2 separate regions of the Homo sapiens genome follow, and region 1 is linked to region 2. Evidence: read pairs that join two places in POLR2A ChIA-PET (ENCODE). Cell type or tissue: PC-3. All regions are shown on one strand. Each heading gives the region's core, and the rest is flanking DNA. Links, peaks and the distances in the headings are about the cores only.

The links. ChIA-PET counts read pairs that join two places held together with the same protein. Peaks named below come from ENCODE experiments on the same cell type or tissue, not always from the same donor. Only the 100,000 strongest peaks of a DNase experiment are listed, where the experiment ranks them.
Region 1: POLR2A ChIA-PET joins it to region 2 with 8 read pairs; 3 of 35 experiments call an interaction of 5 or more read pairs at or near these places.

What each region holds. Positions count from the first base shown.
Region 1 is chr18:58,122,564-58,132,998 of GRCh38, forward strand. All of the region lies in intron 1 of NEDD4L (NEDD4 like E3 ubiquitin protein ligase), which reads left to right. Among named protein-coding and RNA genes, the nearest start is that of NEDD4L, 84 kb to the left of the region's middle. RefSeq lists an enhancer at 3,376-3,875. In PC-3, for the core only: no CTCF peak of the experiment used is centred there; no DNase peak of the experiment used is centred there.
Region 2 is chr18:57,629,330-57,639,764 of GRCh38, forward strand. It overlaps ATP8B1-AS1 (ATP8B1 antisense RNA 1), which reads left to right and starts at 1,002. Exons shown (of 3, transcript NR_164148.1): 1 at 1,002-1,189. RefSeq lists enhancers at 654-703, 750-1,250, 774-1,263, 3,541-4,389. In PC-3, for the core only: no CTCF peak of the experiment used is centred there; no DNase peak of the experiment used is centred there; H3K4me3 peaks cover 538 bases; H3K27ac peaks cover 2,256 bases.

The DNA.
Region 1 (10,435 bases), core at 2,338-7,337, 490 kb after region 2:
CTCCAACTTGCCCTTTTTAAGAGACTTAAAATTTGTGGTAACTTTTCACATGATGTGTATTTAGATACTGCTGAGTTAATGAGGCTGCTATACCTGGCTGATTTATTGTTTGCTTTCAAAGCAGTTGTCAAGTGGTGTCCACCCATCCCACTGATGGATTTTTTTTCTTTTTTCTTTTTCTTTTTTTTTTGAGACAGAGTCTTGCTCTGTTGCCCAGACTGGAGTGCAATGGCATGATCTCGGCTCACTGCAGTGTCTGCCTCCCAAGTTCAAGCAATTCTCCTGCCTCAGCCCCCTGAGTAGGGATTACAGGTGTGTGCCACCACGCCTGGCTCATTTTTGTATTTTTAGCAGAGATGGAGTTTCACCATGATGGCCAGGCTAGTCTCGAACTCCTGACCTCAAGTGATCCACCCACTTCAGCCCCCCAGAGTGCTGGGATTACAGGTGTGAGCCACTGCACCTGGCCCCACTGACTGTTTATATCTGTTATACTGTTCTTGCCTCTGTGCCTTTTGGGTTCCCTGTCATGGCAGCATCCTTACATCCTCCACCACCTCTGAATGTTCCCGCACCTTCTCTTTCTAATGGAAGCCTGGCTGGCCCTTGAAGACACCGCCAACCCTGCTGGTCTCTTCACAGAGTATCCACCCAGCAACCTGGCCTGTCCATTCTTGACTTCTTCTGGTCCAGCTGCCTTTCTGTACCTCATTTTAGTGACCCTTTTTAGATCTCGTCCAGGTTAGCCTCTAGAACCCTGATCTCAGGCACCCCACTCTGCGATCTTCCGTTCCCAGCCTTCCCACTTGAAATCGTCTTGGAAATCCCGGGCTTTGCCAATCTGTGGACCCACCACCTTTTCACCCCCTTTCCGGTGCCCTCAGGGGACTTTGCTGTAGCCTGAACCTCATGGTCCCTTCCTGTAAACAGCCAAACTGCTTTGTACTCCCTGAGGAGACCCCCGCCCCGGTTGGACACCCCACCCTGGTTAAACCCACTTTCACAATTATTCCAAAACTGCCAACTGGACTTGCATCTCTTCAGATCGGCTGTCATCACTCATTGTATCAGGAATCTTATTACACTTTTGCAGCAGTTTCATCGGTTCAGAGAAAACTCTTTCATACCTTCTGCTCATCAGTTCTCCACACCTCCCATCATTCTCCTAGCTGATGACTTTGCTGCTTGTCTCATTGAGGAAAGAAGCCGTTCAGTCAGTGAGACCCCCTGTCTCGCCTCCACCTTTCCACCTGCTGCCGCGGAGGCTTCCCCAGCTCCTGTCTCACTCAGGCCCCTTGCCACTCTCAAGGCATCTTCTTCCTGCTTCCCAAGGATGTCACTCCTGCAGTTAACCCTTTTTCCTCCTGCATTATTCGTTTCTTCCTTTCTTCCGCATCCTTCCAAATAGCGTAAAAACAGGCCTTATGACGTTTCTCTTTAAAAATGTCCTTACCAGTGCCACGTCCCTCTTGGCCACTGCCCCTGTTGTGCCTCACTCCGTAGAAAGAAGTGACCTGTAGAGACTATATCCTGCCCTCTCCAGCGCCTGCCTTCCGATTGCCCCTTCCAGTCTAGTAACTGTGTCCATTCCTTCTCCAATGACCGGGTGACAAGCTGTCCCTTCTGAGAGTGCCAGAGGGTGTTCCCCGGGTGGGAGGCCGGATGTCAGTGCCAGCTGTGCTGTCCTGGGTGAGCCTGTGAGGGACCACATCTGGTCAGACTCGTGCATGGCCTGCCCTCATCTTCCTCCGCCTGCGGTGCCTTTGAGAGCATTGACTCCACTAAGCCCGATTTCTGTGTGGCATGTTGTCTGTTCCTCCCCGGCCTCCTCGATGGCTCCTCCTTGGTCTCCCTCTGGCTACTCCTCTGCTTCTCCGCCTCCAAGTGCTGCTCCAAGTGCCTTCTGTGCTCTGTCTCCATCCATCCCAAACCTTCCAACACTCTCTGTAAGTGGAATCTCACCTTGAGGCTGCCAGCCCAGCCTCCTCACCTCTGTGCTCCATCTTTAGAGAGTCACCTCTCTGTCTGGCATTCCCACTTGAGGACCAAGATGATTCTCAACCTTAACGTGGCCCACATGGAGCCGCTGCTCTTCCTGCCCAGATCTGCCTTCACCACCACATCCTGCCCACTGTCACTAAACGGCACCAGCTCTTACCTGGTTTCTCAGTAAAAAAACAAGTTTATCATCTTCCCTCACATACTTTATTCAATAATAATCACTAACATTTATTGAGTGCTTCCTATGTGCCTGACACCATTCTAAGCATTTGAAGAAGAGTGTATTAACCTGCATGAGGAAGGCTATTAAAACCTATGTAATTAATTAATTAATGGATGGATGTGTGGATGAATGAATGGCAGGGTCTTACACTGTCACCCAAGCTGGAGTGCAGTGGTCCAATCATAGCTCACTGCAGCGTCAGACTCCTGGGTTCAGGCAGTCCTCCCACCTCACCCTTTTGAGTAGCTGGGACTACAGGTGCTTGCCACCAGCTAATTTATTAAAAAACATTTTGAGAGATGGGGTTTCATGATGTTGCCAAAGCTGGTCTCGAACTCATGGCCTCAAGCGATCCTCCCACTTTGACTTATAGATTGTGGGGATTAGAGGTGTGAGGCATCGCGCCTGGCCTGTAATAACCTATTTGTGAATGAGAAAGGTCAGGCACAGAGAAGTTAAATAATTTGCTCACAGAAATTTCCTGTGTTGCAGCTGAGATTTAAATCCAAGCAATGTGTTTCTAAGCCTGGGCTCTTAACTGTAACACTGTCCTCTTCCCCCCACCAGGAGGGTGTGTGTGTGTGTGTGTGTGTGTGTGTGTTTCTGAATCTGACCAGTTGAGGCAGGCTTTCATGTCATTCTCTCTGGCCACCCCCTTCTTTGTTCACCTCCAGTCTTTGGAATAGTCAGAGCGATGTGTTCATGGTAGAAATGAAATCACATCAGGTCCTCAGTGGCCCATCACATTTAGAACTAAAGCTCACTCTTGCCTCATGCCTCTGAGCCCTTATATGATCTCGAGTCACCACCCCACTGCCAGCCTCTCCACTCTCTTCTCTGTGCCTCATGCAGCCCAGGAAATATAATTTGGACCGCAAATGCCAGCCACCTATGTACGGTAACTTTTCTAGTAGTCACATTAAAAAGAAAACAGGTGAAATGAATTTTAATGCATTTTAGTTAACTCATGATATCAAAAATATTTCAACATGTAATCAGTATTCACACAAAGATTAATCAAGTATTTAACAGTCTTTTCTTTTGATCCGGGGTCTTGGAAGTTTGACCTACCACCTCTCAATTTAGCCAGCCACATCTCCAGTACTTGGCAGCTGTTTGTGGCTACCTCATGGACAGGGCAGGTCCCGCCACCCGGGCATCCGTCTGCCTGGCGCACGCACCAAACGGGTTCCAGTCTGGGGAAGTTGGCATCTGCTGTTGTTACTTTTGGTCAGAACGCCCTTCGCCTGCATCCTCACGGGGCTGACTCCCTTTAGCCTTGAAGGGGACCGTTGCTCCGAGAGGCCTGAACACTCCAGCTGCAGCTTTCTCCCCAGTCATTATTGAGATCAAATTCACATCTCTTACAATTCACCCATTTAATGGGTGATGCAATGCGGTGGCTTTTAGTATATTCACACACATGTGCAGACATCACCATAGCCAATTTTAGAAAATTTTCATCAGCTGAAAGAGAAACCTTGTATCCTTTAGCTATGACTTTGTGATTCCCTGTTCCCCTGAGCCCCTGGAGAACCCTATCTTTCTGTCTCTGTAGGTGTGCTGATTCTGAATATTTTGCATAAACGGAATCATACTAGGGGGTCTTTTGCTTGGGACCCCTTTCACGTGGCGTGTTTCCACGGCCCATCCCGTGTGATAGCATGCATCAGTACTTCATTCCTTTTTATGGCAGATAATAGCCCATTGTATGGATATACCACCTGTTTTTTTAAAAAGTCCATTCATCAATTCATGAGCATTTGGTTTGTTTCTACTTTTTGGTAGAATGATGCTGCCATGAACACTTGTGTGCAGGTTTTTGTGTGGACATAGACTTAGGAATGGAATAACCATGGAGTTACGGTAACTCTACATTTAAGCATTTGAGAAGCTGCTGGCCTGTTTTTCATCTGCACCATTTGCATTCCCACCAGCATCAAGTGGGAGCTCCAGTCTCTCCATATCCTCCCCAGCAGTCGGTTACCCTTTTCTGTTGCCTCTGTAGCACTTTCTAAACATAAAATTAGCTTATTTCTTTGCAGGTGTCTATTGCACCCCCCAGGAATGTCAGTTCCCTGCAGACTCTCACTCTGCCTTGGCACCCGCACCCCAGCACCCAGGGGTGAGGTGCCTGCCTGGGCAGCCCTGTCCTCACCTGGGGTTGACTGACCAGAGAACCCTTGCGATTCTCTCTCTGGGTTTCTGTCTGCATTCCTGTCGGGATAGGTGAGACTGGGGTGACGGCTGCTCGCGGCTTGGTCACCTTCTTCTCTGCTTACCTGTTCATGCTCTCTTGCTTTTCTCTGATAGCAAACCCCGTCTCCTGTCATCCTCCCTCCTGGCGGACCAGAGCTATACTGGCCCATAAAGGAGTGCTGGCCACACCAGGCTAGATTCCAGTTGAGCTTAAATAAAACAAATAGAAAGGTCCTCCGTGGTATTAGCCATATTGTAGGTGCTCCGTAGACACATGCGGCTAGTGGCTGCCCACAGGACGCTGCAGATGTGGACGTCCCCGTCATCACAGGACGACATTCTGTGGGCAGCGCTGTATTTGTTTACAAACACAATTCTTTGGCTGTGTGAAGGTTCAGGATGATACCTTTGCCATTATGATTCATTTATTCATTTCAGGCTGGACACGGTGGCCCACACCTGTAATCTCCACACTGGGAGGCCGAGGCGGGAAGATCGCTTGAGGCCAGGAGTTTGGGACCAGCCTGGGCAACATGGCGAAACCTCACCTTTATTTAAAAAAAAAAAAATCGGCCGGGTGCGGTGGCTCACACCTGTGATCCCAGCACTTTGGGAGGCCGAGGCAGGCGGATCACGAGGTCAGGAGATTGAGACCATCCTGGCCTAACACAGTGAAACCCCATCTCTACTAAAAAATACCAAAAATTAGCTGGGCGTGGTGGCAGGTGCTTGTAGTCCCAGCTACTCAGGAGGCTGAGGCAGGAGAATGGTGTGAACACGGGAGGCGGAGTTTGCAGTGAGCGGACATAGTGCCACTGCACTCCAGCCTGGGCCACAGAGTGAGACTCCGTCTCAAAAAAAAAAAAAAAAAAAGAATCAACATTTATTTATTTATTATTTATTTTTTTGAGACAGAGTCCTGCTTTGTCACCGAGGCTGGCACGATCTTGGCTCACTGCAAACCCCACCTCCCAGTTCAAGTGATTCTTGTGCCTCAGCCCAGTGCCACCATGCCCGGCTAATTTTTTTGTTTTGTTTTGTTTTGTTTTGCTTTGCTTTCCTTTGTTTTGTTTTGTTTGAGACAGGGTCTCACTCTGTCGCCCAGGCTGGAGTGCGATGGCACGATCTCGGCTCACTGCAACCTCCACCTCCTGGGTTCTAGTGATTCTCCTGCCTCAGCCTCCCAAGTGGCTGGGACTACAGGCTCCCGCCACTGCACCCGGCTCATTTTTGTATTTTTAGTAGAGATGGGGTTTCACCACATTGGCCAGGCTGGTCTCTAACTCCTGGCCTCAGGTGATCCACCCGCCTCGGCCTCCCAGCGTGCTCATTTATTTATTTTAGCATCCCTTCTTGTGCCTGGTTGTAAAGTTCTTCTTATCCCAGGAAACTTAATAGGTCAAAGAACCCTCCCCTTGAGGCAGTTTGGATGGGGCTGGCTGGGAATTGGTATGTCCAGCTGCCCATATCGTGGCCTCTGAGTCAATTATACAGGCATCTCGGCAACTTGAAGTTTTGAGTCCCAAAACAACAGATTCCATAGCATAAACAGTGCAACGTAAATCCTGTCCCTTGTCCCTCTTCCATTGGATACCCTTGTTTATGTTCTCTCTGGCAACTGCCTGTAGCAGGGACGGATGCTGGAAATCCTGGCGGGGCCACGTCTTCTGTGCTTTGTAGGCAGCTATGGCTGGATGGTGCTTGCTGTTTCTGTGTGTAAATGTTGGGATTTTTAAAAGCCCTTCCCCGCTTAATGCGTTGTGGTTGAGCAGCACATTTAAATGCCTGAAGTGTAAGATGAAGTCTCTTGGATGTAGAGGGCAGTGGTGGTTTTTATTTTTCCTGGTTGAACTTGGCCTTTGGATTGCTGACTGCGAGCTCACGGTACTGTTAATGATTTTCTACCTACAGTCACCTGCTGTGCTGAGCACATCAAATACAGTGCGGTTAGTTCCAAGCTATGAAGCGCCTGTCACGCATGTATAACAGGCAGACCTCATTAGGAGGGGGCCTTGCATAGGGGTCACATTTTCCAGCATTTGTTTTCAAAATGGAAATCCAGATCACGCATTTGAGATTAAAATAAAAAAAGCGGCCTGTGCTTTATCATTTTCTTTAACTTACATGCCTGCTGGTCCAGCCCAGATTGCTGATAGAGGAAGCCCTGAGAAAGTTGCCCAGCCAGTTGCCCGTGCTTCAAGACACAAAGGGCTGACTGAGGCATCCGTGCCTACCCTTGGCTGCTGCTGCTCAGCCTGCTTGCATCTCGTCTGTTTTCAGTTATCAGTGGTGTGAGAAAAACACAACGGTGGATTCAGAAGGAGAAACCAAGTCATCTGCATTTGGCCTCAGTGTGTGGACTGTCCTGAAATTTGAGTACAGATGTGTTCATGTCCTGGGATTAGATAAAAAGAGAGGAAACACACAGTGAATTCTTATGGTCTGTCATTTCAGTTGGCCATCTTCTGCCCCTCTGTTCTGGAAGCTTCTCCACTAAAATAGAGCACCCAACTTGGTTTTCTACTTGCTTTCTGGCCCATCTTGAGTTGGAGGAATCATGTGTTTCAGAACTCTTGCTGGTGGTGGGTGGGAGATCAACAAATGATTTCATTAAGCTGTGTGTTCTTAATAAACTTTGGGAAGATTTGTCGCAGAGAAACTCAGATAGGGACCTTGTGATCTCAGCAGTCATGGGTTTATCTTGTCCACACGCGTGGCTTCATTGGGATTTGGTTGGTTGCGATCCAGCAGAACTGTGGCGGTGTTGGGCTCTGTTGGGGTTTGGTTGTGAGCGGAACTGTGGTGTTGGGCTCTGTTGGGGTTTGGTTGACTGTGATCTAGTGGAACTGTGGTGGTGTTGGGCTCTGTTGGGGTTTGGTTGACTGTGATCTAGTGGAACTGTGGCTGTGTTGGGCTCTGGAGTTTGGTTGTGATCTAGTGGAACTGTGGCGGTGTTGGGCTCTGTTGGGGTTTGGTTGACTGTGATCTAGTGGAACTGTGGCGGTGTTGGGCTCTGTTGGGGTTTGGTTGACTGTGATCTAGTTGAACTGTGGCTATGTTGGGCTCTGTTGGAATATGGCTGTGATCTAGTGGAACTGTGGCGGTGTTGGGCTCTGTTGGGGTTTGGTTGACTGTGATCTAGCGGAACTGTGGCTGTGTTGGGCTCTGTTGGAATTTGGCTGTGATCTAGCGGAACTGTGGCGGTGTTGGGCTCTGTTGGGGTTTGGTTGACTGTGATCTAGTGGAACTGTGGCTGTGTTGGGCTCTGGAGTTTGGTTGTGATCTAGTGGAACTGTGGCAGTGTTGGGCTCTGTTGGGGTTTGGTTGTGAGTGGAACTGTGGTGTCGGGCTCTGTTGGGGTTTGGTTGACTGTGATCTAGCGGAACTGTGGCTGTGTTGGGCTCTGTTGGGGTTTGGTTGACTGTGATCTAGCGGAACTGTGGCTGTGTTGGGCTCTGTTGGGGTTTGGTTGTGATCTAGCGGAACTGTGGCGGTGTTGGGCTCTGTTGGGGTTTGGTTGTGATCTAGCGGAACTGTGGCGGTGTTGGGCTCTGTTGGGGTTTGGTTGTGATCTAGCGGAACTGTGGCGGTGTTGGGCTCTGTTGGGGTTTGGTTGACTGTGATCTAGCAGAACTGTGGCGGTGTTGGGCTCTGTTGGGGTTTGGTTGACTGTGATCTAGCAGAACAGTGGCGGTGTTGGGCTCTGTTGGGGTTTGGCTGTGATCTAGTGGAACTGTGGCAGTGTTGGGCTCTGGATTTGGTTGGTTGTGATCTAGCGGAACTGTGGCAGTGTTGGGCTCTGGATTTGGTTGGTTGTGATCTAGCAGAACTGTGGTAGTGTTGGCCTTTGTTGGGATTTGGTTGGTTGTGATCTAGTGGAACTGTGGTGGTGTTGGGCTCTGTTGGGGTTTGGTTGTGATCTAGCGGAACTGTGGTGGTGTTGGGCTCTGTTGGGGTTTGGTTGTGATCTAGCAGAACTGTGGTGGTGTTGGGCTCTGTTGGGGTTTGGTTGACTGTGATCTAGCAGAACAGTGGCGGTGTTGGGCTCTGTTGGGGTTTGGCTGTGATCTAGTGGAACTGTGGCAGTGTTGGGCTCTGGATTTGGTTGGTTGTGATCTAGCGGAACTGTGGCAGTGTTGGGCTCTGGATTTGGTTGGTTGTGATCTAGCGGAACTGTGGTAGTGTTGGCCTTTGTTGGGATTTGGTTGGTTGTGATCTAGCGGAACTGTGGTGGTGTTGGGCTCTGTTGGGGTTTGGTTGTGATCTAGTGGAACTGTGGCGGTGTTGGGCTCTGTGGGTTTGGTTGTGATCTAGCAGAACAGTGGCGGTTTTGGGCTCTGTTGGGATTTGCCTCTGATCTAGCAGAACTGTGGTGGTGTTGGGCTCTGTTGGGGTTTGGTTGTGATCTAGCGGAACTGTGGTGGTGTTGGGCTCTCTTGGGGTTTGGTTGTGATCTAGCAGAACTGTGGTGGTGTTGGGCTCTGTTGGGGTTTGGCTGTGATCTAGTGGAACTGTGGTGGTGTTGGGCTCTGTTGGGGTTTGGTTGTGATCTAGCAGAACTGTGGCGGTTTTGGGCTCTGTTGGATTTGGTTGGTTGTGATCTAGTGGAACTGTGGCAGTGTTGGCCTTTGTTGGAATTTGGTTGGTTGTGATCTAGCTGAACTGTGATGGTGTTGAGCTCTGTTGGGGTTTGGTTGTGATCTAGTGGAACTGTGGCAGTGTTGGGCTCTGTTGGGGTTTGGTTGTGATCTAGTTGAACTGTGGTGGTGGATCCCAGGAGCTGCTGCTGCTTGTGCGCTTCAAAGTTGGATTTTGTGTTTTTTTGTGTGCAGATGCTTCTTGGAATCTTGCGTTGCTGTATGCCTGTATACCTGGAAAGTTGTGGGAAGAACAGTTTAGGATTTTGAACCAATTTTCTCAACAAGTTTGATTATTTCATTTGAGACATGTTCTGATGTAAATATATTCTGAAAAGGTGAGATCAAACATCCACTTTTTACTCTAAAGCAGGTCCCCTTGCTCCTCTCTGCTAGTGCATTCTCTTTCCTTTACAGCTCCTTCTCCTTTCTGAAGCAGGAATTAAGCTGAAGTAACTCAGAAAGTGCCAGCGTTAACCCCAGGGGACAGAAACCACAGACCCAGGGCTGAGGGATTGAGTTTTTAATTTCCATTATTCTCCATCAGTGCGTTCAGTCTTTTGAACTTACCCTGACTGGTATTATCACTTGAAAGTTGTTGTTATTGTTGTTTTGATGGTAGTGGTGGTGGTTTTTTGCCACCCACAGGAGAGAGGGGATTAGAAGAAAAAGACCAATGGAGTTTCCTTGGGATTAATTAAATGTGGGGCTGCCACACAGGAATGGGTCCAAGGGCTGCTGTATTTAAATAACTTACTTATTTTGCAGAGGTGAATTTAACCTAACATGTACTACAGTGATGGAGTAAACCTTTTCCTGTTTGGAATATCACAAAAGGTACTTCAATAATTGCGGATCTTCCTTTGAACCCTCCTATTGTCAGATGGGGTAGTGGTACAGTTCCTTGTTCCAGAATGCTCTTAGCAAGTTGATTAATCTGTCACATACCCCAGTTTCCTCATTCACAAGGTGGCATAATAATAGGACATAGAGTTGCCGTGAAGTTTAATGAGTTAATGAATGTATGATGCTTGGCAAATGGTAGGGGCTCAAGCCAACCCTCGTTGTCTTACTGAGCTTAGTGGGCCTTGGACCTGCTGAGGACTTTGAACTGAGCATTCCGTGTTATTCTCTTTTTTGTTTTTTTAAGGGGATGAGAGTGTGTGTGATAGAGTTCATGACAATATTTTGTTTAAGAAAATTGTCAAAACAAAGTTCAAATGCAATGGATGGAAAGTGATTTTTAACATGTAGGGTAACTAGAGATTTGAGATCAGACAAATCGATTAGGAGATCACCAAACCCAAACAGAGAATGTGAGTTAACTCATACTTAGGAGATGAATGCTGGCTTTGAAGACCATAGCGTGCATTTT
Region 2 (10,435 bases), core at 3,351-8,350:
CGAGATTGTGCCATTGCACTCCAGCCTGGGCAATAGAGCAAGAGTCCATCTCAAAAAAAAAAAAAAAAGAAAAAGCTAAAACAAAGACGGGGCATTCCTTTGCTTGCTTCCTAAGGACGCCCTACTCTGTAATGGAGGCGCTTTCAATAAACTCTCACCGTACCCTGCAACTTGTCTTGAATTCCTTCCTGCGTGTAATTCAGGAGGCCTCTCTTGGGGTCTGGATCAAGACCGCTTTTTCTGTGAACAACCACCATGAGAAGAACACGCCCTGACTGACCCACTGGTCCAGGGAAGCTGAGACATGGAGAAGACAGGGACCCAATCTTCAGCTTGGAGACACGTCCAGCTGAACTCAGCCCACATCAGTGACCTGCAGATGCATAAGTGAGAATAAACGATTGTTGGGTTACGCCTCTGAGTTTGGGAGGCATTTTGTTACACCTCTTTAGTGTGGCAATAGTAGACTAATAATACATGCTCTATTATGCAGAAGTGTGTGGCTTAAAATAATAGTTGAATGACCAGGTGCGGTGGCTCAGGCCTGTAATCTCAACATTTTGGGAGGCCATGGTGGGAGGATCACATGAGGCCAGGAGTTCAAGACCAGCCCGGGCAACATAGTGGGACCCCCGTCTCCATAAAATTTTTAAAAAATTAGCCTGGCGTGGTGGGCGCACGCCTGTAGTCCCAGCTACTCGGGACGGCCAGAATGAACGGCATTATCGTCTGTCTCTTCATTCTGATTCTGGCCAGCAAGGGGTGGCCTCCCCCTGCGGTCCTTGCTGTTAGGTCCCTGCGCCCCCTCAGCTTTGCGCTGAAGGTCGCTTTACCGGACCCCACTTCGCCCTACCAGGCGCAGGATGAGCGTCTCTGTTCTTTTAATGTGGCGTCCCCCACAGGCCACCGTACCAGGCCGCCGGTCCGGGGTTAGGGCACTTGACGCCGGCGCCGCCATGTTGTCTCCGGGCCACTTCCGCGTTTCTGGCGCGTGGTCTTGCATTTCCTACTTGGTCCTGTTCGTGGCGCCGCGCCTCCGGGTGTTGGGGAGTCCGGGATGATGGGGAATCCGGGGCTCGCCCTAGTCGCGGGGACACCGCCTTCCAGGAGCTGTCCCCAGGCAAACTCACAGACATCTTCAAAGAGCCTTCTTGGACATTCTGCTTTTTGCTCCTCATAACAGGCTTCGGTAAGAGAACAGGCAAACATCACTGCGGGCGCCTCTAGGGCTCGTTTCCCTGTCCCAGTACCGGGAATCGGGGAGGGGTCCAAGCAGAGTTCACTTAGTTAACAAATCAGTGAAGCAGTTGGAAAATCTCAGTTATATTTTAAATGAGATCGAGGGCGGTGACTCACGCCTGTAATCTCAGCACTTTGGGAGGCCGAAGCGGAGGTGGAGGGTCGCTTGAGGCCAGGAGTTCGAGACCAGCCTGGGCAACGTGGTGAGCCACCCCCGCCCCCGCCCCTCTATAAAAAATACAAGAATTAGCCGGGCTTATTGGCATGGGATTGTGGTCCCAGCTACTTAGGAGGCTGAGGTGGGAGGTCGCTTGAGCCATGGAGGTCGAGGCTGCACTGAGCTGTGATCACGCCACTGCACTCCAGCCTGAGGCTACGGAGAGAGACCCTGTCTCTAATTAATAAATAAATTATAGATAGATGATAGATAGATGCAATAAAAAATAAAATTGGCTTGTAAACGGCAAACTAAAAGTGGAAATTATCATTACAATGAAAATATTAATTTGAGGAACCGAAAACTTAACTTTCCTTTTCCTGTAGTTAAGTTTAAGCACTTAGATTTGCTTCAGTGATTCCCAGGCTTCATGATTGCAAGCTGCTTGCTTGTAAGCACCTTGTCTCTCACTAAAAAAAATTACAGTTATTTTAAAGTCCCGCTGGATGCTCATTCTTTAAGGAGGGTGAACAATGGTAACTCCTGTACCGTTAGAGCTCTGAATGAAGCCAGATACGTTCCATAGATCACAGAACTCATTTTCTGGCTTGGTGAGCCTGGTCAAGTTTCTTAACCTTTCTGAGCCACAGATGTTTCAATTATAAAGTGATAATAACCCTTCACTGGGAAGGTTATTGTGAGGATAATATGAGATCAGCTATACCAAAATATGCCTAACATGTACTTGACATCCAGTAAGCTTTCTGAATTAGGATATAAATGGCATTAATGGTTAATCATTGTTATTCTTTTGTTCCATGATATGCATGAATAACAACTTGAAGCCTTCAAACTGCTGAGAGCTGCTTGGTGGACCTCGTCTCTCAATTTGCCCTTCCCACTAAACCTGTCTTCCCCCAACAGTGGGCTTTCTGGTCAGCATTTCAGAATGTCTCAAACCGTAGGTCCTTCCCACAGCCCCAAATCTCAGCAAATGACCAGTCTCTTGCTTCAAGCTATTAAATGGATGCTGTCTGACAGCCCTCCCTTGAAACCTGCAAACTCTCGTGCTTTGGCATCCATCCTTTCCCTCTAGTGCAATGCAAGTCACATCCTCCCTCTGGCTAACCTCTCCACCCATCTTCTGGATTCCCCACACCTCTCCAATCTAATCTTCACACTCCAGCCAGGGCGAACACTTACAAATATAAACACAGTCATTTCATTCTCTATCTAGCAACTTTCCATGGACTTCCTTTTGCTCTCAGGGTTCACCTCAACATCCTTACAGGCTTTCCAGGCTGTGTATGCTCTGGCTTACCACTGCTTCTTATTTTTTTTTTTATTATTTATTTATTTATTTATTTATTGATTGATCATTCTTGGGTGTTTCTCGCAGAGGGGGATTTGGCAGGGTCACAGGACAATAGTGGAGGGAAGGTCAGCAGATAAACAAGTGAACAAAGGTCTCTGGTTTTCCTAGGCAGAGGACCCTGCGGCCTTCCGCAGTGTTTGTGTCCCTGGGTACTTGAGATTAGGGAGTGGTGATGACTCTTAACGAGCATGCTGCCTTCAAGCGTCTGTTTAACAAAGCACATCTTGCACCGCCCTTAATCCATTTAACCCTGAGTGGACACAGCACATGTTTCAGGAGAGCACAGGGTTGGGGGTAAGGTCACAGATCAACAGGATCCCAAGGCAGAAGAATTTTTCTTAGTACAGAACAAAATGAAAAGTCTCCCATGTCTACCTCTTTCTACACAGACACGGCAACCATCCGATTTCTCAATCTTTTCCCCACCTTTCCCCCCTTTCTATTCCACAAAACCGCCATTGTCATCATGGCCCGTTCTCAATGAGCTGTTGGGTACACCTCCCAGACGGGGTGGTGGCCGGGCAGAGGGGCTCCTCACTTCCCATAGGGGCGGCCGGGCAGAGGCGCCCCTCACCTCCCAGACAGGGCGGCTGGCCGGGCGGAGGGCTGACCCCCCCACCTCCCTCCCGGACGGGGCGGCTGGCCGGGCAGAGGGGCTCCTCACTTCCCAGTAGGGGCGGCTGGGCAGAGGCGCCCCTCACCTCCCGGACGGGGTGGCTGGCCGGGCAGGGGGCTGACCCCCCCACCTCTCTCCCGGACGGGGCGGCTGGCCGGGCGGGGGGCTGACCCCCCCACCTCCCTCCCGGACGGGGCGGCTGGCCGGGCAGAGGAGCTCCTCACTTTCCAGTAGGGGCGGCCGGGCAGAGGCGCCCCTCACCTCCCGGATGGGGTGGCTGGCCGGGCAGGGGGCTGACCCCCCCACCTCCCTCCTGGACGGGGTGGCTGCCGGGCGGAGACGCTCCTCACTTCCCAGACGGGGTGGCTGCCGGGCGGAGGGGCTCCTCACTTCCCAGACGGGGTGGCTGCCCGGCGGAGGGGCTCCTCACTTCTCAGACGGGGCAGCTGCTGGGCAGAGGGGCTCCTCACTTCTCAGACAGGGCGGTTGCCAGGCAGAGGGTCTCCTCACTTCTCAGACGGGGCGGCCGGGCAGAGATGCTCCTCACATCCCGGACGGGGCGACAGGGCAGAGGCGCTCCCCACATCTCAGACGATGGGCGGCCGGGCAGAGACGCTCCTCACTTCCTAGATGGGATGGCAGCCGGGCAGAGACGCTCCTCACTTTCCAGACTGGGCAGCCAGGCAGAGGGGCTCCTCACATCCCAGACGATGGGCGGCCAGGCAGAGACGCTCCTCGCTTCCCAGACGGGGTGGCGGCCGGGCAGAGGCTGCAATCTCGGCACTTTGGGAGGCCAAGGCAGGCTGCTGGGAGGTGGAGGTTGTAGCGAGCCGAGATCACGCCACTGCACTCCAGCCTGGGCACCATTGAGCACTGAGTGAAGGAGACTCCGTCTGCAATCCCGGCACCTCGGGAGGCCGAGGCTGGCGGATCACTCGCGGTCAGGAGCTGGAGACCAGCCCGGCCAACACAGCGAAACCCCGTCTCCACCCAAAAAATACGAAAACCAGTCAGGCGTGGCGGCGCGCGCCTGCAATTGCAGGCACTCGGCAGGCTGAGGCAGGAGAATCAGGCAGGGAGGTTGCAGTGAGCCGAGATAGCAGCAGTACAGTCCAGCTTCGGCTCGGCATCAGAGGGAGACCGTGGAAAGAGGGGAGAGGGAGAGAGAGGGAGAGGGAGAGGGAGAGCTGCTTCTTATTTTTATTTATTTTATTTATTTATTATTATTATTTTTTTGAGACGGAGTTTTGCTCTTGTTGCCCAGGCTGGAGTGCAATGGAGCGATCTCAGCTCACCGCAACCTCCGCCTCCTAGCTTCAAGTGATTCTCCTGCCTCAGTCTCCCAAGTAGCTGGGACTACAGGCATGCGCCACCGTGCCCAGCTTATTTTGTATTTTTAGTAGAGACGGGGCTTCTCCATGTTGGTCAGGCTGGTCTTGAACTCTCGACCTCAGGTGATCTGCCTGCCTCGGCTTCCCAAAGTGCTGGGATTACAGGCGTGAACCACCACGCCCGACTATTTTTTATTTGTTCTTTTGAGACAGGGGTGATCCTCCCACCTCAGCCTCAAAAGTAGCTGGGACTTCAGGCACACACCATCACACCTGGCTAATTTTTTTTTTTTTTTTTTTTTGTAGAGACGGGGTTTGGGGGTTTTGCCTTGTTGCCCAGGTTGGTCTCGAACTCCTGGGCTCAAGGGATATGCCCACCTTAACCTCTCAAAGTGTTAGGATTACAGGTGTGAGCCACTGCGCCCAGCCCTATTGCTTTTTAAAGGTACAATTAACTTTAGCCCAGGCTAGCTTTTTCACTGAATTGATCTGGGTACGATGTGGGGTTTGGGATAGCTGTTCAGAAAGGTGAAGACAGAGTCAAAGAGAGAAAAACATTTTCTCTATAGAGGTGGGGAAACTTTCAGAGAGAATTAATTGTGTCCTCTAAAAGCAATGAAGTCCGCTTGGTTAGTTTGAAGAACGATCATGTATCAGTTTATAGGAATTGAGACTTTTTTTTTTTTTTTTGAGATGAAGTCTTTCTCTGTCCCCCAGGCTGGGGTGCAATGGCATGATCTCAGCTCACTGCACCCTCCACCTCCCAGGTTCAAGCAATTCTCCTGTCTCAGCCTCCCAAGTACCTGGGATTACAGGCGCCTGCCACCACGTCTGGCTAATTTTTGTATTTTTAGTAGAGATGGGGTTTCACCATGTTGGACAGGCTGGTCTTGAACTCCTGACCTCAAGTGATCCGCCTGCATTGGTCCCACAAAGTGCTGGGGTTACAGGCGTGAGCCACCATGCCCGGCCGGAGTTGAGGCTCCAAGGGGTCTCGGGGGGTCTCAGAAGCTCAGCTGATGATATCTTAATCAGGTTTGGGTTTTTTTTTTTTTCTGTTAGAACAGGTCATAAAAATACTTTCACCCCAAGCCACAAAATCCTATAAAATAGCTCAGTCTTTGACAAATACAGTGAATATAAAAGAGCTCTTTTGAGTTTCTATTTACTCAAGATGTTTGCAGTGATAAAATCTTGATATAAGTTTTCTAGAATCTTGAACTTTCAAAGCTCCTTTAGAAACAGTCCTTTGTGTTGTTTTTATTAAACTCTTCAATGAACACAAAGTTTTTATGTTGTTCACACAAAATTTAAATAAGGAAGCTGAAGGTAGGTGGGAACCCCCAAATGGATGGTAATAGAAAACCTCCTATAGCATTTCCATAGACTGGTTTATTCATTATGCAGCTTGGCTCAGCAGAACCATTTTATAATGAAACTGCAAGATGACTCCCAGTGGGCAAATCAACCTCTATTCTAAAGGTTGATTCTTGTCAACTGGGAGAATTGATTCCTGATGAGAAATGCTAGACTAAAAAACCCTCCCACATTCACTTCACAAGCCAGATCCAATATCTTTAATCCTCTTATGGAAAAGAAACAAGGAGACATTTCAGGGCTTACAACAGCCTTCCAGAATAATTGCAACAGTCTCACAGCATCAGGGGCCAAAGGAATATTGACATCTTTCCAACTGGAAATCCTAAACCGGTTATCTGGAGTGAGACAATCTATGTCTTAAACTTGGCCAGAGCACCTTGGATTTTTTTTTTTTTTTTTTTTTTTTTTTTTTTTTTGACGGAGTCTTGCTCTGTCCCCCAGGCTGGAGGGCAGTGATGTGATTTTGGCTCACTGCAACCTCCGCCTCCTGGGTTCAAGCGATTCTCCTGCCTCAGCCTCCCCGTAGCTGGGACTACAGGCATGCGCCACCATGCCTGGGTAATATTTTTGTACTTTTAGTAGAGACAGGGTTTCACCATGTTGATCAGGCTGGTCTCCAACTCCTGACCTCAAATGATCCACCCACCTCAGCCTCTCAGCGTGCTGGGATTACAGGCGTGAGCCACCGCGCCAGGCCAGCACCTTGGATTTTAACCACCATCCTAGATCAGGAAGTTTAAATTTCTCTCCATGTTAAAATTTTCCTTTCTCATATTGTTAATACATTACTATTTGATTAATACAAATTACTATTTGTTAATACAAATACATGCTATTTGATTCAGGTTTTGAAGCAAAATTCCTGATAATTTTAAAACTATGAGAGTTATTTCTTTCTATGCATCTTATTGCTGAGGTCATCTTAGCTGATCATTAATTGGACAATATAGTGGTAAATCCATACTGGTCTTTGACTCTGAAAACATTCTTTCAAATTCCATTGGTGCTTTCCACTGTTTTGACACGACTTTAAGATGTTATCCAGACTCTTCTGAGCGCAAAGAATATGTGTCTGCATATAAATGGCCTAACAAAACACACCACTCTGTCTATAGCCATGAACAGGAAGTCCCCATCTCTGGGCACTGCCAGTCACCCAAGAGGACAATGTGAAGAGCTGGGGTTGCTGCTCTAGGGAGAAGCTTGTGGGCTTGGGCGAGTTTCAGTTTGGGAGTCTTTGTGACTTAAGCAGGAAAAATATTAACTCAGATTACTCCCTTTGGCCTAAAAATCATTTCTATTTTTTATTGTTTAATTTTTGAAATAGAAAATGTATTCATATGGTTCAATATTTTTAAAGTATGAAAAGATAATTCAATATTTAAAAGTCTCACTCCTCATAACAACTGTAGTCTCTTTTTTTTTTTTTTTGAGACGGAGCCTCACTGTGTCACCCAGGCTGGAGTGCAGTGGCGTGATCTCGGCTCACTGCAACCTCTGCCTCCCGGGTTCAAGTGATTCTCTGCCTCAGCCTCCCGAGTAGCTGGGATTGCAGGCATCTGCCACCACGTCCGGCTAATTTTTATATTTTTAGTAGAGACGGGGTTTCACCATGTTGGCCAGGCTGGTCTCGAACTCCTGACCTCGTGATCCACCCGCCTCAGCCTCCCAAAGTACTGGGATTACAGGCGTGAGCCACCGCGCCTGCCCTACTAGTCTCTTTTATATCTAGAGATTCTTGTTGAAAATATGACTATATTCCTCTAAATCTACCTCCTTTATTCCTTCCCTTAAAACGGCCTTTTTTTTTTTTTTTAGGCATAAATAATATACAACAGCCTGGGCACTGTGGCTCATGCCTGTAATCCCAGCACTTTGGAAGGCTGAGGTGGGCAGATCGCCTAAGGTCAGGAGTTCAAGACCAGCCTGGCCAACACGGTAAAACCCCATCTCTACTGAAAATACGAAAATTAGCTGGGCATGGTGGCGCATGCCTGTAATCCTAGCTACTCAGGAGGCTGAGGCAGGAGAATCTCTTGAACCTGGGAGGCAGAGGTTGCAGTGAGCCAAGATTGTGCCCCTGCACTCCAGCCTGGGCAACAGAGACCGCATCTCAAAAGGAAAAAAATATATATGACAAAGTGTACACATTTAAAATGTGCAATTTGATATGTTTTAACATATGTGTATACCTGTGAAACCATCACCACAATTGGGGTTAGGGAAAAAATCCATCACCCCAAAAAGTTTTCTTTTTTTTTTTTGAGACAGAGTCTTGCTCTGTTGCCCAGGCTGGAGTGCAGTGGCCTGATCTTGGCTCACTGCAAGCTCCGCTTCCCAGGTTCATGCCATTCTCCTGCCTCAGCCTCCCGATTAGCTAGGACTACAGGCACCCACCACCATGCTCGGCTAATTTTTTGTATTTTTAGTAGAGACGGGGTTTCATCGTGTTAGCCAGATGGTCTCGATCTCCTGACCTCGTGATCCACCGGCCTCAGCCTCCCAAAGTGCTAGGATTACAGGCGTGAGCCACCGCGCCTGGCCTACCAAAAAGTTTTCTCATGTATTTCCCTAGTGACTAATGATGTTGAGCATCTTCTCATGTGCATTTTTGCTTTACCTGTATCTTCTCTGTTGAAGTATCTGTTCAGATCTTTTGTGAGGACAAGGTACGGGGTTCCAGGTAGGGATCCAAGTTCATTTTTTCGCATGTGGATATCAAATGTCCCGGCACCATTTATTGAGATGGCCATCCTTTCTCTACCTCATCGCTTTTGTAACCTTGTTCAATATCAGTTGTCCATTGATGTATGGATTTATTTATGGACTCTATTAGGTTCCATTGATCTATCTGCCCTCTTTAAGCCAATACTATGCTGTTTTGATTGCTATAGCTTTATAACAATTTTCTCTTTTTTGGCCCTAATTTCACATTTATTTTATTTTTAAAATTTTGACTTTTATTATAGACTAAAGGGTATATGTGCAGCTTTGTTGCATGGGTAAATCGCATGACTCTGAGGCTTGAGGTCCCAGCGATCCTGTCCCCCAGGCAGTCAGCATAGTACTTAACTAGTCGTTCTTCAGCCCATGCTGGTAACAACTTTCAAAATCAAGTAGTGTTCTTCCTCCAACTTTGTTTTTCTTCTGCAGAGTTATTTTGGCTATTTTAGGTCCTTTGCATTTCCAGATGAATTTTAGAATCAGCTTATCAATTTTTACCAAAAAAAGAATCTCATGGGATTTCAATTGGAATTGCATTGACTCTACACATCAATTTAATTGCCTCCTCTTGTTTCTTTTTTATATGAAAGGTTGTCCCCATACACACAGTTCTGCACCTGGCTCTTCACACTCCACAATGAATGGAGATCTTTCATTCTTCTCCCTTAGCTCCCATTATAGTTTCATTGTATCCTTTTGTTGGGATGGAACTTATTTCATTTAACTGTAGTGAAACTGATGGATTGCTAGCTTACTGCTGATATTTTGCTATTACAAACAGTGCTGCAGTATAATCACTGTACGTGTCATTTCCCTTGTGGGCAAATATATCTGCAGGATGAATTTGAGAAGTGTGATTGCCAGGTCAAAGGGAATATACATTTAACATTTTACTGGCAAGGGCCAGGTGCGGTGGCTCACGCCTGTAATCCCAGCATTTTGGGAGGCTGAGGCGAGCGGATCACAAGGTCAGGAGATTGAGACCATCCTGGCTAACACGGTGAAACCCCATCTCTACTAAAAAAATATACAAAAAATTAGCCGAGTGTGGTGGCACCCGCCTGTAGTCCCAGCTACTCGGGAGGCTGAGGCAGGAGAATAGCTTGAACCTGGGGGGCAGAGGTTGCAGTGAGCTGAGACTGCGCCACTGCACTCCAGCCTAGGTGACAGAGCTAAACTCCATCTCAAAAAAAAAAAATTAATGGTTATGGCTAAATCCTTTCCTAGAGTTTCATAATTTATATACTTTTCATTAATACATTAGAAGGCTTGTTTTGCCATAGCCTTAACAGTGCATTACCAAACTTTCTTGTTTTTGCCAAATTAATAGGTGAAGATGGCCTATCAAAATCATTTTGATTTTCACTTCTTTATTTCAGGTAAGTTTAAACATTGTTTCATGTGTTGAAGAGCCATTTGTATTTCTTTCTTTTTTTTTTTTTTTTTTTTGAGATGGAGTCTCGCTCTGTTGCCTGGGCTGGAGTGTAGTGGCGCAATCTCAGCTCACTGCAAGCTCCGCCTTCCGGGTTCACGCGATTCTCCTGCCTCAGCCTCCCGAGTAGCTGGGACTACAGGCACCCGCCACCACACCTTGACAGGGTTTCACCGTGTTA